Regions from separate parts of the Homo sapiens genome. Here region 2 is linked to region 1. Evidence: read pairs that join two places in POLR2A ChIA-PET (ENCODE). Cell type or tissue: Panc1. All regions are shown on one strand. Links, peaks and the distances in the headings refer to the core of each region. The heading gives the core; the rest is flanking DNA. Region 1 holds the start of SAA2-SAA4 (SAA2-SAA4 readthrough). Region 2 has its middle 9.2 kb from the start of TMEM86A.

Evidence for each region. ChIA-PET counts read pairs that join two places held together with the same protein. Peaks named below come from ENCODE experiments on the same cell type or tissue, not always from the same donor. Only the 100,000 strongest peaks of a DNase experiment are listed, where the experiment ranks them.
Region 2: POLR2A ChIA-PET joins it to region 1 with 11 read pairs; 2 of 35 experiments call an interaction of 5 or more read pairs at or near these places.

Annotation. Positions count from the first base shown.
Region 1 is chr11:18,244,015-18,252,347 of GRCh38, reverse strand. SAA2-SAA4 (SAA2-SAA4 readthrough) reads left to right here and starts at 3,680. Exons shown (of 6, transcript NM_001199744.2): 1 at 3,680-3,745; 2 at 4,333-4,427; 3 at 6,300-6,438. The coding sequence starts at 4,337. SAA2 (serum amyloid A2) reads left to right here and starts at 3,680. Exons shown (of 4, transcript NM_030754.5): 1 at 3,680-3,745; 2 at 4,333-4,427; 3 at 6,300-6,438; 4 at 6,833-7,108. The coding sequence starts at 4,337. The coding sequence ends at 6,971. It also overlaps the pseudogene RNA5SP333. RefSeq lists enhancers at 8,092-8,141, 8,272-8,333 and a silencer at 8,252-8,333. In Panc1, for the core only: a CTCF peak has its summit at 8,171; no DNase peak of the experiment used is centred there.
Region 2 is chr11:18,685,400-18,693,732 of GRCh38, reverse strand. No RefSeq gene overlaps it. Among named protein-coding and RNA genes, the nearest start is that of TMEM86A, 9.2 kb to the left of the region's middle. In Panc1, for the core only: no CTCF peak of the experiment used is centred there; no DNase peak of the experiment used is centred there; H3K27me3 peaks cover 264 bases.

The DNA.
Region 1 (8,333 bases), core at 210-8,209:
ACTTTGGGAGGCCAAGGCAGGCGGATTGCTTGAGCCCAGGAGTTCCAGACCAACCTGAGCAAAATATTTATTTTTTGTGTTTATTTACAATAAATACAAAAAGTTATCTAGGCCCAGTGGTGTGCACCTGTAGTCCCAGCTACTCGGGGGGCTGAGGTGGGAGGTTCACCTGATGCCGGAGAGGTTGAGGTTTCAGTGAGCTGAGATTGTATCACTGCACTGCAGCCTGGGTGACAGAGCCAGACTTTGTCTTAAAAAGAAAGAAAGAAAGAAAGAAAGAAAGAGAGAGAGAGAGAGACAGAGAGAGAGAGAGGGGGGGAGAGAGAAAGAGAGAGAGAAAGAAAGAAAGAAAGAAAGAAAGAAAGAAAGAAAGGAAGGAAGGAAGGAAGGAAGGAAGGAAGGAAATAAATAAATAAATAAATAAATAAATAAATAAAGAAAGAAAGAAAGAAAGAAAGAAAGAATTTGTTGCCTTCCTGATAAAAATTCCAGTGGGAAATTTTGATTCACATTGCATTTAATTTATAAATAAATTTGGGAGAATTGGTATCTTTGCTAAGCTAAAATATAATCTCTGTGGACATGACGTACATTGCCACTGTTTATCCTTTAACAGACTAAATTTTCTCTGTAAGAGGTTATTTCCTAGATAGTTAATATTTTTGGTACTACTTTGTGCTGTATTTTATAACTATTAAGGAATGTTGCAGAGAAATGCTATCAATTGTTAAAATTTTGCCATGAATACAGCAGCCTCACTGAATTCTCTTAGTAGTTCTAATAGCTTGCCATTTGATTCTAACAGGTTTTCTATGTAAAAGATGGTGTCATCTTCAAACAATGATAGTTTCATTTCTTCTCTTTCACCTCTTACCTTCCTTGTGTTTCTTTAGCATTGGGCAGGTCCTTCAGGGATATGTGAAACAGTGGCAGTAACAACCAGACATCCTGGCCTCTTTGTTTTTTTTTCCATGATGAAGTCTCACTCCGTTGCCCAGGCTGGAGTGCAGTGGCACGATCTCGGCTCACTGCAGCCTCCACCTCCCGGCTTCAAGTGATTCTCCTGCCTCAACCCCCCAAGTACTTGGGATTACAGGTACCTGCCACTACACCCGACTAATTTTTGTACTTTTAGTAGAGACAGGGTTTCACCATGTTGGCCAGGCTGGTTGAGAATTCCTGACCTCCAGTGATCCACCTGCCTCGTCCTCTCTAAGTTCTTGGATTACAAGTGTGAGCCACCACGCCTGCCATTGTGGCCTCTTTATTGGTCTTCTTGAGAATGCACCTGAAGTGTCTTAATTACACATAATGTTTGCTGTAGAGCAATGATTCTCAAACCTTTTGGTCTCAGGATCCCATTACACTATTAAAAATTATTGAATACCCCAAAGAACTTTTATTTATGGGGACTCTATTCATCAGTATTTACCATAATAGAAAGAAAAAATTTAAACATTTATCAATTCTTCAAAAAATTATCCATCTTCTATATGTTAACATAAATAATATATTTTTATGAAAAATAACCATCTTCCAAAAGAAAAAAAGTAAGAAGAGTACTATGGTTTTACCCTTTTGAAAATTTTTCATGTCTGATTTTTTTTTCATAGCTGGATTTTCCTATCTGATTCATCATCCAACCTGTTTTAATATGTTATTTAGGTTGGAGTATATGAAGAAAATTCAGCCTCACACAGATATATAGTTGAAATGGGGGAGTGTATTTTAATGGTATTTTTAGATAATTGTGGCTATTCTATATTATACCAAACTCAACAAGTGGTAGCTTCTGAAAAGTCAGTTACCATGTGGAAATCCACACTCATATCAACTAACTTGTCATATTGTGTGTACTCATGAGAAAATGAGACTGAAACATGAAAATAGTGTGTTAGCACTATTCTAAAAATAATTTTGAGATCAAAGCCTCCCTAAGGAGGGATTCTTAGGGTTCCCTGGAAAACAGTTTGAGAACTGTTGCTATAACATATTGGTATTTATCCTTTCTCAAGTCAGAAATGGTCTCTTTATTTTGTTATACATTTTCCTTATCATCAGTAGATGTTGACAATTATGAAATTCATTTTCTGCATCTAGTAAAATAAATGTACAATCCTTTTCTTTGATTACTGGTATAGTGAATTACAAAGATAGATTTTTCTGATATGAAACTCTTCTTGACTCCCTGGAATAAGCCCTGGTTAATCACGATGTGCTATTATTTTCACCTGATCTGTGCTGTACCATGTACAGCATGATGTACTATTACTGCTACCCAGTTGGAAACATTCAGCCTCTCTCTGTGAGCTCTTTTTCCCTGGGGATGTCAACTACCCTGCCTAAAATATGTGTGACTGTGTGTGTGGACCCATTCCAGCAGGTACCACTCTCAGTGGTTTTAAGGTGGCAAGATGTAGTGGGGGAGGTGGAGGTGTCAATGCATAGGTCTCAGAACAGAGTCTATAATATCATTGTTCACATTGGAGCCACGCATTTGCTGCTTATGGAGTATTTGGCCATCCTTTACTTCCTGGCCCTACCCATTTCTCAGAGATTAAAAAAAATTTTTTAAGATAATCTTGCTGTGTTGCCCAGGCTGGCCTCAAATTTCTGGGTTCAAGCAGGCCTCCTGCCTTGGCCTCCCAAGTAGCTGGGACTATAGGCACATGCCACCATGCCTGGCCCATTTCTAAATTGCTTGTTTGTTTGTTATTACAAATGCCTAGCCCTCAGGGTATGAACATGGACTGGAGAAGAAGAAACCAGAGTTGCTGCTATGTCCACCAGCCTCTCTGCATGTCCTGGCCTCAGCCCCCCTGGGCTCTGGTACTGACCCATCTCTGGCCACCATGCTCCTCCATAAGCCTCTGCAGAGCTAATCTGACCCTGTTGATGTTCTCATGAGAGAGTGATCTGCATGCCCCCTGCACCCCTCCGTGATAATACAGCAGACCAAGAGCTCTCCCACCCTTCCCTGCCTGGATGCTGGGCACGTCCCCAGCTGGGCTGCCTATTTAACGCACCACACTCTCATTCTCCCAAGGTGGGGCTCCAGGACTAGGCTGGGGCAGCAGAAAGTCCCCCTCTCTACATTGTCCTTGGCTCAGGAGCCAACTTAGAAAAAGCATTTCCAAATTGGCTAAGCCAGCGGAGCAGAGATTTTCTGTGCTGAGAAATATCAGGACATCCAGAGGGGTGGAAGGAGGCTTCCAGGGCACACATGAGATGTGGCAGGGGTAGGCTGTCCGTTTTAAAGCTTAAAGCTTTAGACATGAACTCACAGGGATTTCAGTCAGGGTCATCTGCCATGTGGCCCAGCAGGGCCCATCCTGAGGAAATGACCGGTATAGTCAGGAGCTGGCTGAAGAGCTGCCCTCACTCCACACCTTCCAGCAGCCCAGGTGCCGCCATCACGGGGCTCCCACTGGCATCTCTGCAGCTGCACTTCCCCCAATGCTGAGGAGCAGAGCTGATCTAGCACCCTGTCCATTGCCAAGGCACAGCAAACCTCTCTTGTTCCCATAGGTTACACAACTGGGATAAATGACCCGGGATGAAGAAACCACCGGCATCCAGGAACTTGTCTTAGACCAGTTTGTAGGGGAAATGACCTGCAGGGACTTTCCCCAGGGACCACATCCAGCTTTTCTTCCCTCCCAAGAGACCAGCAAGGCTCACTATAAATAGCAGCCACCTCTCCCTGGCAGACAGGGACCCGCAGCTCAGCTACAGCACAGATCAGGTGAGGAGCACACCAAGGAGTGATTTTTAAAACTTACTCTGTTTTCTCTTTCCCAACAAGATTATCATTTCCTTTAAAAAAAATAGTTATCCTGGGGCATACAGCCATACCATTCTGAAGGTGTCTTATCTCCTCTGATCTAGAGAGGTAAGCAGGGTCGGGCCTGGTAGTACTTGGATGGGAGAACACCTGGGAATACCAGGTGCTAAAGGCTTTAAGAATAAAAAATAATGATCCTGCTTTGTGTTTATCCCATGTTGAGTTCTGTGCGGGGCAGAGGGAACACACGGTAAATGCGTTATGGGGAATTATAGGCTACTTGAGGGAGTGACAGTCTGGTGGTAACTCCTGCCTTCCTCCATCAGTGCCACATTGGCATCCTCTTATGCAGTCAGGCTTCAGGGCTGATGGGTTCAGAACCGAGGGCTTCTGGCTCTGAGTGAGGTCCTGCTGCAAGGTTTCCTAGATGAGCCACTGAGACTCTAATAAGATCCAGTGGAAATAACCAGGCTCTCGTCGGAATATAAGTCCCAAGGGAAGCTGTGCCAGTCTTGTGGGCGACTGCCTGACTTCTCCTTTCATTTCAGCACCATGAAGCTTCTCACGGGCCTGGTTTTCTGCTCCTTGGTCCTGAGTGTCAGCAGCCGAAGCTTCTTTTCGTTCCTTGGCGAGGCTTTTGATGGTAAGGCTTCAGAAGGTTTGCAGGATTTCTGAAGAGAAACATCGCCCTGGACCTGATAAACTGGGGAAAATGATGCTTTCGGAAGGCTGCTTTTGAACCACAGAGTTGCTAGTGTCTGCGTTGCTGAGGCCTGCCAGGAACTAGGGTTTGCTGGGTTGCCTGTCTCGAGTCTTTCAGAGCTGCTGGGAATATCCCCTTTCCCCGTAGTGCAGCTTCTCAGGATGTGTTAAGTGGATGGATCACATTTCAGAAGCCGCTGCAAGGTGTATCAAAAACACATCTCCTGAGCCGTAAGGGACGGGGCATCCAGTAACAACGCACACGGGGTATTTTTGGGCTTCCTTAAGATTTGAGCCGCTGCCTTAGGTTGTGCTGCCCAATGTGCCTGGGGAGCTGCTAAACAGATTAGAGAGTCGAGGATTGTTGTCAGTTACTCAGAGAAAGAACAATCATCCTTTCCAGGAGCACCTGAGCTGTTTGTTTTGAGTAGAAGATGCAAAATAAGGCCTGCAATTGGTATAAAATGTCCCTCAGCATAAATCGCATAGGAGTATGACTAAGGCTGTTGACTCTTCTGTCTTCTTTCTCCTTCCTCCTTCGATTTCCTAGTTGGATAATGTACAGGGCTCTTTAGCCTCGCTCTGTCAGGGGCTCCCTTCCTGGTTTGTTCTGTTTCCATTCTTCCTTCTCCAGCCTTCTTGACAAGAGCTGGGAACTAACGTGCCTCAAGCCCCCACAAGGACCACAGCATTTTCTCATCTAGTTTCAGAATGACTCTGTGAGGCAGGCATCCCTTCTGTGAAGGTGAGAAAGCTGAGACTTAGAGCAGCTGAGGCCAATGCCCAGGGACTTACTGCCAGTCAGCAGGTGGCAGGGCAGAGGTTTGAGCCCGGCTGTGCTTGAGGTCAGGGCTCTTGCCAGGTAGACGCATCACTGACCACCTCCCAGAGGTTGATGGTTATGAATCTCAGACACACCTTGGCATCACCTGAACTACCCATGCCTTCAACTCCCCAGCAGAGTCTGCAGAAACTGGCCTGGGGTGTGGCCTGGGCACTGGGACTTTCAGTTTCTCTCTGGGTGATTAGAAAGTGCAGCCAAGGCTCACGCCTGTAATTCCAGCACTTTGGGAGGCCAAGGTGGATGAATCACTTGAGGTCATGAGTTCCGGAGCAGCCTGGCCAACATGGTGAAACCCTGTGTCTACTAAAAATATGAAAATGTAGCCAGGCGTGGTGGCAGGCACCTGTAATCCCAGCTACTCAGGAGGCTGAAGCAGGAAAATCACTTGAACCCGGGAAGCGGAAGTTGTAGTGAGTTACATTGCTCCAGTGTGCTCCAGCCTGGGTGACAGAGTGAGACTCCGTCTAAAAAAATAAAAAAGAAAAAGAAAGTGCAACCACGGCGGAGAACCGCTGCTCTATTGCTTCCTCAAGCAACCCACAGTATCAGTACAGCCTACTGAGAAAGTGTTTAGGGACTTTTATGCTCCTAACAGTCACTGGAACTCAGGTCACAATGACATGTATTCCATTTGCAAGAATATATACTTTAGTAGTCAGGGCAGAAGTACTCTGTGTCTGCCACCTTTCTCAGCATCAGTATTCCATGTCACCACCTCATTCATATACACTCCTGGATCTTATCATAGGCAGCTTCATTCTATAGCAGTGGCTCTTCACCAGGGCACTTGAAGAAGCCAACTAGGATAAAGGAATGTGCTTCTCAACCCATGGTATCCAAGGCTGCTATGATCACAGGCTGAAAGCTTGAAGTCAGTGGAAGATTTGTCCTTCTTTCATTCCCCTCTAAGGTGTTGTTGGAGTCTTTATGTTCTCCTGATGTCCCTTCTGCCTTTCCTTTCCTTTCCAGGGGCTCGGGACATGTGGAGAGCCTACTCTGACATGAGAGAAGCCAATTACATCGGCTCAGACAAATACTTCCATGCTCGGGGGAACTATGATGCTGCCAAAAGGGGACCTGGGGGTGCCTGGGCTGCAGAAGTGATCAGGTAACTGGAGCTCCTGGGACGTTAGGGCTGGGTGAGCAGAGCTTGCCTGCCTTGGACAGTCAGGAGGGAGACGAGCTCCTTGTGGAGAAGTTAGAGGCTGTGGTCCCTCCTCTTCTTGCCCTCTCTCTGCCTCTGTGCTCAGTGTGAGGGTCTGAGTGGATGGTAGGAGTGAGTGATTCCTCCCCCTCCCCCTCTGGGTGCTGTTCATCCAGCCTAGGGGTGCCCAGCCTGTCTGAATGGGGCAGTGCCCAGGCAGGGTCAGTGTTTTCACTCCTCCTTCCTTGGCCTTTCTGGGCTCCTCTCTGAGCCCTCCCTTGGAACGGGGAGAATGGGAGGGTGAGCTGTTGCTCACTGGCCTGATGATTAATCTCCTTCTTGCCTGCCTGGACTACAGCAATGCCAGAGAGAATATCCAGAGACTCACAGGCCGTGGTGCGGAGGACTCGCTGGCCGATCAGGCTGCCAATAAATGGGGCAGGAGTGGCAGAGACCCCAATCACTTCCGACCTGCTGGCCTGCCTGAGAAATACTGAGCTTCCTCTTCACTCTGCTCTCAGGAGACCTGGCTATGAGGCCCTCGGGGCAGGGATACAAAGTTAGTGAGGTCTATGTCCAGAGAAGCTGAGATATGGCATATAATAGGCATCTAATAAATGCTTAAGAGGTGGAATTTGTTGAAACAGTGTGTTCTTCTTTTGGTGCTGACTGCCTGTTTGGTACAAAAGGGAAATCAATGCACACCCACATGAAGGGTGAGCCTAGGTAGGCCTATGTGTTTGGATGTGAGGAGACATTCTTAGTAGTCACAGTGCAGACACCTGCATCAACCCTTCCACAAATTAGACCTCCTTTTTTCCAGACCTTTGTGGTTACATTGTTGCTATTTCCAGTCCCTTCCTTGCCCAGGCTTCTCATCTCCTGTGAATTATTTCCTGTTACCTTCTCTGTCCCTCAGTTCTTCATTCCTCAGTGATCTCTGTTTCTGGAGGCAGGGGCTACAGACAATTGAATTGTGAAGTCCTGCCTCAGCGACTGCCACCCGAGTCTTCCTTTCATTTCTCAGCAACACCTACAAATCCAGGCATTAATGAATTTCTACCCACTCCATCTAAAAAATACCTCCAATGCAGTTCTCTTCCACTCTATTTTCATTGCCTTCTTTCAAGTCTAAATATGTAATGCGACTCCTTTTATGAATGTTTTCTGAGTTTCTGGAGCTTAACTAGATCAAAGTTGTGGAAGTGGTGGCAGTGGAGAGAGAGCCAGATAGAGAAGAACTGTTTTATCAGTCAGGGTCCCTTTGGGAGACAGAAACCAGGCAGTAATTTGAAAAGGGAAATTTTAATATAAAGAATTATTAACTGAGAGCAGCATTAACTTCTAAGAGTACAGAATATGAGAAGGTATAAATTTGAGATTGGGCCCCTCACAAGACTGACATTGGATGGCAAATAGTTTACTGGGTCCTTCAAGCCAAAACTGACATATAAGAACTCCATTGAGGTATTAATGAAACTTGGCAGGAAGCTACCCAGGGTGTAACTTAACTCTGGGAATGCAGCTAGGGTTCCTGTGACAAATTTGGGAAACTGCTTGGGGGCAGGAGATAGGTTATCAAAACCCCTGGGAAGCCAGCTGTGGAAGTGGCAGTGCTCTGGAGTGAACTGTATCTTGCCAAAATGTATATGTTGAAACCCCAACTCACAGCATGGCTGTACTATTTTGTTACAGCAGCCCAAGCTGATTAAAATAAGTGGGCTGCTGGTAAACATCATGGACATCCTACTGAGGTGCCACAGAAATTGTCAGGAAACTGTCTTGGCCTTGGGATGCCACTCAGATCTCTGGGGCAAGTGCCACTGGTTGTCCTGTACAGGAGAAGAGTACTGCAGGAG
Region 2 (8,333 bases), core at 25-8,024, 440 kb before region 1:
GAAAAGAAGGAAGAAGACAAACACACAGATAAATAGATATGCTGAGAATGTATCTGGCACACCCAGATATACCTAGTTCCAAGTATACTCACAGGGAAAGAGACAGACACACCCAGAGAAGTGTATGTTCACAGATGATCTGTGGGTTTTGTGGTTTCGTTCCCTGCCTCTGGAACAGGTGGCAGGTGCTGGTTCTGCTTCCCCATTGTGGTGGGCCAGAAGCTTTGAAGATAAATGACCATGACCCATCACCATTACTGACTGTGTGCCCCATGGCCCACGGTCTGTGGGAGGCTCCACATACCCAACCCCAGCCCAGGCATTCCTCCAGGTCCCTTCTGCCCTTTCTGCTTACAGTTATCAGCAGCCTAGAATCCATTCTAGAAGGCCTCTGTCATGCTGGAGCCCGCTTGGGTCAGGGAGGTGAACCCTGGAGTGGCCAACGTGGTCAGTGACACAGAGTCCGCTCCTGGAGGCACTTAAGAAAAGGACAAAGATTTTAGCAGAACTTCTCTTCCAGACCCTTGGTGAGGGTTAAATATTGATGCTGTCCTGAGATAATATGTGGAGCAGTGTCCCTAAGGACATTCCGGGCTATCCGGTTAGCCTCTGGGCTTGGGGCCAGGCAAACATGGGTTTAAGGCTCTTCATCTACCGTGTGGCTTTGGCAAATTGTTTAACCCTCTGAGTTTCAATTTCCTTTTCTATAAAATAGCAAACCTGGAAGGGGTGGCGTGAAAGGAAGTTTGCTGATGCATCTACCATATCCAGCATAGCCCCTTACCCACAAGATACTTACTCTTCTTTCCTTTCCTTGGCGTATTTGTTACTGGAAAGGGATCCTGATCCAGACCCCCAAAAAGGGTTCATGGACCTCATGGAAGAAAGAATTCTGGGCGAGTCCATAGAATAAAGTGAAAGCAAGTTTATTAAGAAAGTAAAGGAATAGACCAAGCATGGGATTACATGCCTGTAATCCCAGCACTTTGGGAGGCCAAGGCAGGCAGATCCCTTGAGGTCGGGAGTTGGATACTAGCCTGGCCAACATGGTGAAACCACGTCTCTACTAAAAATACGAAAAATTAGCCGGGCTTGGTGGTGCATGCCTACAGTCCCAGCTACTTGGGAGGCTGAGGCAGGAGAATCACTTGAACCTTGGAGGCAGAGATTGCAGTGAGCTAAGCTCAGACTACTGCACTCCAGCCAGGGCAACAAAATGAGACTTCATCTCAAAAAAATAAATAAATAAATAAATAAATAAAAATAAAAATAAAAATAAAAAACCCGGGCGCGATGGCTCACCCCTGTAATCCTAGCACTTTGGGAGGCCAAGGCGGGCGGATCACGAGGTCAGGAGATCAAGACCATTCTGGCTAACATGGTGAAACCCCGTCTCTTCTAAAAGTACAAAAATTAGCCGGCCGTGATGGCACACGCCTGTAGTCCCAGCTACTCAGGAGGCTGAGGCAGGAGAATCGCTTGAACCAGGGGGGCAGAGGTTGCAATGAGCAGAGATCCCGCCACTGCACTCCAGCTTGGGTGACAGCGAGACTCCGTCTCAAAAAAAAAAAAAGAAAAAGAAAAAGAAAGTAAAGGAATAAAAGAATGGCTACCCCATAGGCAGAGCAGTGACAGGGGCTGCTCAACTGAGTATACTCATAGTTATTTATTGATTACATGTTAAACAAGGGAGGAATTATTCATGGGTTTTCTGGGAAAGTGGCAGGCACTTCCCAGAACTAAGGGTTCCTCCCCCTTTTAGACCATATAGAGTAACTTCCTGACATTGCTATGGCATTTATTTGTAAACTGTCATGGCCCTGGTGGGAATGTCTTTTAGCATGCTAATGTATTATAATTAGCATATAATGAGCATTGAGGACAACCAGAGATCACTTCTGTTGCCCTCTTGGTTTCAGTGGGTTTTGGCTTTCTTCTTTACTGCATCGTGTTTTATCAGCAGCGTCTTTGTGACCTGTATCTTGTGATACCAGTCCTGTCAACATCCTATCCCATCTTGTGACTAAGAATGTCTGACCTCCTGGGAATGCAGCCCAGTAGGTCTCAGCCTTATTTTACCCAGTCCATAATCAAGATGGAGTCACTCTGGTGTTGTTTTTTTTGTTTTTGTTTTTGTATTTTTTTGAGACAGAGTCTCGCTCTTGTCGCCCAGGCTGGAGTGCAGTGGCACAATCTTGGCTCACTACAACCTCTGCCTCCTGGGCTCAAGTGATTCTCCTGCCTCAGCCTCCTGAGTAGCTGGGATTACAAGCATCTACCACAACGCCCAGCTAATTTTTGTATTTTTAGTAGAGATGGGGTTTCACCATGTTGACCAGGCTAGTTTCAAACTCCTGACCTCAAGTGATCCACCTGCCTCGGCCTCCCAAAGTGCTGTGATTACAAGCGTGAGCCACTGTGCCCAGCCTGAGTCACTCTGGTTCTAATACCTGACATATTTCTCCCCTCCCCTTTATAAGTGGACCCTTAATTCTAAGGGTTGTAGAGGGACAAAAATCCATCTTTTGCAGCTTCTTCAGGCTGAATAAGGGTGACGATATTCCTGCCTTTCTATTAGGATCTTTTGTATCCAGGGTAGAGAGGAGCTCAGTCAGAAAGCACTGGTATGCTGAGGGCCATTCATAACTCTGAGTTCCGACAAAAGGTGAAATCTAGAAGATTAATAAGTATTCAATTTAAGAAAATGTTGACTAAGCTTATCCTGCATTCCTACACAAGGAGTACAACAGCAATATATTCCACAATAGTAAAGCAAAATAAGTAAAACTATCCCAAGTAAACTAAATAAGAAGGCTTTCCATGAACTGGGCAACTGTTGGAACCAAGCTGATATGGAGTTGCTAGCTAATTCTAATCAGAATTAGATTCATGCCAGAATTAGATCCAAAGATTGACATTACCCATCCCTCTTATTTCTTTTTTTTTTTTTTTTTTTTTTGAGATGGACTCTCACTCTGTCACCCAGGCTGGAGTACAATGGCACAATCTCGGCTCACTGCAACCTCCGCTTCCCAGGTTCAAGTGATTCTCCTGCCTCAGCCTCCTGAGTAGCTGGGACTACAGGTGCGGGCCACCACACCTGGCTAATTTTTGTGTTTTTCGTAGAGACGGGGTTTCACTATGTTGGCCAGGCTAGTCTCGAACTCCTAAACTCGTGGTCCGCCCGCCTCGGCCTCCCAAAGTGCTGGGATTACAGGCGTGAGCCACTGCACCCAGACCCCTCTTGTTTCTTCTGAGCTGCAGTCAGAGATCACTGGTTGGTTCACAGGAATAAGCAGGGTCAGTCTAAATTGCAGAAAACACTCAAAAACAACTGATGAGATGAGAATTTAATAACAGGTGTACTGGCCAGGTGTAGTGGCTCATGCCTGTAATCCCAGAACTTTGGGAGGATGAGGCAGGTGGATCACAAGGTCAAGAGATAGAGACCATCCTGGCCAACATGGTGAAACCCCATCTCTACTAAAAATACAAAAATTAGCTGGGCGTGGTGGCACGCACCTGTAGTCCCAGCTACTCTGGAGGCTGAGGCAGGAGAATTGCTTGAACTCGGGAGGCGGAGGTTGCAGTGAGCTGAGACTGCACCACTTTACTCCAGCCTGGCGACAGAGCAAAACTCCATCTCAAAAATAAATAAATAAAAATAACAGGTGTACCACAGTTGTGGAAACATATTTTTTTCTTTCTCTAGTCTCCTATTTTTATTAAAAACAAATCATAATGGGACCAATTTCCTTGTATATACTTGGCCTGATTATTTGCATAAAGCACAGCCAGAATAATTATTTGCCACATAGGCTCTTTTTTTTTTTTTTTTTTTTTTTTTTTTTTTTTTTGAGGCAGAGTCTTGCTCCGTCCCTCAGGCTGGAGTGCAGTGGCACGATCTCAGCTCACTGCAAGCTCCGCCTCCCAGGTTCATGCCATTCTCCTGCCTCAGCTTCCCAAGTAGCTGGGACTACAGGCACCCACTACCACGCCCGGCTAGTTTTTTTTGTATTTTTAGTAGAGACGGGGTTTCACCGTGTTAGCCAGGATGGTCTCAATCTCCTGACCTCGTGATCCACCCATCTCGGCCTCCCAAAGTGCTGGGATTACAGGCGTGAGCCACCACGCCCGGCCCACATAGGCTCTTTTTTTTAAATTGGCTTTGATGGAACTTTGTTCCATAAGGAATCTCAGTTTTTAAAGCCTTGAGCCCAGCCATGGGTTTGTACCATGAAATAGCTCCATGAGTTGGATAAATTTCATACCTCTTGAGGTCCCAAGATAACTTAGAGCTACTTGGCCAGTCAGAAAGTGACATTCTTTACTTGCCACAAGTCAGGAACCCTGTACAGGGACTGTGTATACAAGGTATGAGGCCAGTTTTCCCAAGGGGCTTTTATTGGCTCTGTAAGTCAATTTTGATTCCTGAAAGGAGTCTGCTTGTATCAGAAAGCATGCCATTCCAGTCAAAGCCTTGGTAAAATAACCAGTGTCTCCAATTGTGTCCTGTTATAAAAGAAAGCAGATTCCTATTGCACTTATGCAAGTAACTATATTGCCATAAGTTAAGAATTATCACAAAGTTTTCAAATTCTGGAGCAATCAAGTAGAGAGAAAGATGTATGCTCCAAATTTTCCTCATAAGAGTATATTTTTGTTAAAAGCTACAAATAGCTCAAAAGAAAAGTTTTCTTGACTCTGAAAAAACAGAAAGGATCAGAAATGTTTTAAGCAAAAAGTCATAAAAAGATTCTTTTGTTCTTGTATTAGTTCAGTCTATGCAACTAACCCCTGCTTTGCTCAATATTTATGTACACATTAGTTTTTCAAGAGAGTCTTGGAAGTTTCTTCCTCTCTATTTTAATGGTCCATTTTCCACAGTTATCAGAGACCTGCATTCAAGAGCATCTGTCATAGTCCTACAGCTGATTATATAATGCCTTTTAGGCCGGGTGTGGTGGCTTACACCTGTAATGCCGGCACTTTGGGAGGCCAAGGCAGGTGGATCACTTGAGGTCAGGGGTTCAAGACCACCCTGGCCAACAAGATGCAACCCCTTCTCTACTAAAAATCCAAAAATTAGCCGGGTATGGTGGCATGTGCCTGTAGTCCCAGCTACTCAGGAGGCCGAGGCAGGAGAATCGCTTGAACCCAGGAGGCAGAGGTTGCAGTGAGCTGAGATCACACCACTGCACTCCAGCCTGGGTAACAGAGTGAGACCCTGTCTCAAAAAATAATAATAATAATAATAAATAAACCACCTTTTAAAGAGAATCAAAACAAGACAATTATCTGTGGACAACAAAAAGTCTTAGGGGAGCCATAGTCAAAGACACAACTGACAAGCAAATTTGCTTATCTTTGTGGCACACCTTAATTTAACATAACAATCATAATTGTTGCTGATAACATACACTAAGTCATATCAGAATTATAAGAGTTTATCATAATTTTGGAATGCACACCAATAACATTTATACAAATACAGTCTAAAAAAAGCAAAACACCATTTCATATTTGACAGTGCTTCCTGTATGATTTTAATATACCAAATAAGCCAAATATGTCATTTTTGGACTTTAGGGGACCTAATATCTAATGGATTAATTAGGTCAGAAAAAGATATAATTAATCATTTGATTTTGGAAACTTTGCCAAATATCAAAGGTTTGAAAGTCAAATATCAAAGGTTTGAAACACTTGATGCTATAAAATCAAATCCTAGGTCTCCATTAAGTCATTTATTTAGCCAAAACGATAACTCAAAAAGGCAAAAAGCTTTACTCATTGATAGAGGGAAGACTTAGCTTTCCAGACAATCTGTCTCTTTTCTTTCCCGTATTTTTCCTGTAGTTTATTCAAAAAGCAAATTAAAATATTTCATTATCTTTTACTGTTACATGAAAATCTTGTTCAAGAGATAGCCAAATCTCACCTTTGCATTAGCATACCATTAATGTCAAACCCAATTCTTTTTTTTTTCTTTCTTTCTTTCTTTTTTTTTTTTTTTTTTTTGAGACAGTCTCACCCTGTCACCCAGGCTGGAGTGCAATGGCATGATCTCAGCTCACCGCAACCTCCAACTCCTAGGTTCAAGCAATTCTCCTGCCTCAGCCTCCTGAGTAGCTGGGATTACAGGCAGGCACCACCCAACCCAGCTAATTTTTTGTATCTTTAGTAGAGAAGGGGTTTCATCATGTTGGCCAGGATGGTCTCAAACTCCTGACCTCATGATCCACCTGCCTCCACCTCCCAAAGTGCTGAGATTACAGGTGTGAGCCACCGTGCCTGGCCCCCCCTTTTTTTTTTAATTGAGACAGAGTCTCGCTCTGTCACTCAGGCTGGAGTGCAGTGGCGCAATCTCGGCTCACTGAAAACTCCGTCTCCTGGGTTCAAGCAATTCTCGTACCTCGGCCTCCCGAGCAGCTGGAATTATAGGCGTGTGCCACCACACTGAGCTAATTTTTGTATTTTAGTAGAGACAGGGGTTTCACCATGTTGGCCAGGCTGGTCTCGAACTCCTGACTTCAGGAGATCCACCCACCTCAGCCTCCCAAAGTGCTGGGATTATAGGCATGAGCCACCATGCCGGGCCCAAGCACAGACAATAAACCTTATAGACAAATAATATCCAATCTTAATCAGTTTGACCATAAGGTAAGATTCTCATAAATCTTTTTGATAACTCTTAATTTTCTATTAAAGAGCAGATCAATGCTCTAAGAAAACCCTGTTGTGCTTTTTTTTTTCTTTTGAGACGGAGTTTAACTCTTGTTGCCCAGGCTGGAGTGGAATGGTGTGATCTCGGCTCACTGCAACCTCCGCCTCCTGGGTTCAAGCGATTCTCCTGTCTCAGCCTCCCAAGTAGCTGAGATTACAGGCACATGCCACCACGCCCAGCTAATTTTTGTATTTTTAGTAAAGATGGAATTTCATCATATTTGTCAGGCTGGTCTCGAACTCCTGACCTCAGGTGATCCGCCCGCCTCGACCTCCCAAAGTGCTGGGATTACAGGTGTGAACCACCACGCTCAGCCCTGTTGTGCTTTTAGTCCAATGTTCGATTTATGTAAAAATTGAATAATATCCCTTTAACTTTAGCCAATATGTTCACATACAGAATTTTTTACAAGGTTAATCTTTCACAAACCTTCCACAATTTGCTTAAACAGTCAGCTTTATCCTATCTAACTTAAAACAATCCTTTAACTCTCTAAACTAGGCAAAAAAAAAAAATCCACATTACCATGCCTTCTTATAATCTTTTACCAAAAGCACATTCTACTTTCCGTACACACCTTGCATGTAAAACTGTTTTTCCAGTAGTTTCAAGTACATGTTACACTGTGAACTCTTAGAAACTTTTACGTTTGGTGAAAACCCTGGTGATTTTAATTATGTACCAAGTGGGGAGCCTAGAACACTAGACAGAGATGCAGATAAGGTCTGACTCTTTCTGGTGTATGCTAGGGGACGAGGCTAACTCCACATATCCCCAGGCCTTATCTAGAATCTAACGGCTCCAAAGTAGGTAAGTTGAACAATTTTCAAATGGCAAAGAAGCAGCTTATAACCTTAAAGAATTTAGCAAGCCTAATATCTGGTCTGCCTAATTTAGACCAAATGTCTGAATTATGAAGACATTTTTAAGCAATAATCTTTACAATTGTCTTTATTTCCCAAAGATGACTAAAGTCACATAAACTAAGACATTACAGTTTTTACTTTTCTGACAAAATATTTGATTTAAATGCTATTTTTAAGCCAAATCAGCGCTCTTTTATATAAACATCACACACACAACGTATGTAATACATAGACGGACAGAAGATTCAGTAGTTGTAAGAGTTTTTCATTTGTCAGTTTTTGTTTCTTAATTAGATTGCTGGCTTCAGGGTGAGGCCCGTGGAGGAACAGGGCCAGGAAAACATGCAGTTTCTAGGGCGTAATAAGCAAACACAGCTGGAAGGTAAAACAGATCTCAAAAATCAAGGATCTATAGTGGATCCTGGATCTCCAAAAGAAAGAAACACTACAAAATAAGACAATGCAATGATTTTACAGTGCCTTTTATTTCAAGGCAACCCAAAGCCAATCAGCCCATTCTGTAATCAGCCCATCCCCCGTGAGAGTCTTATTTCTCAGTCCAGGAGTGGGGACGTTTCCATACCGTCCTGGTAGCCACGAGCACACTTCTCTAATCCAAACATGCAAATAGCTAAGTATTCCCCCATAACTGCCATTAGCCATCCCTAAAAGTATATTTCCCGCCTAGTTATTACACACCAAAGCTCTCTTATAATGCGAAGTAATTTCTGATACCCCCA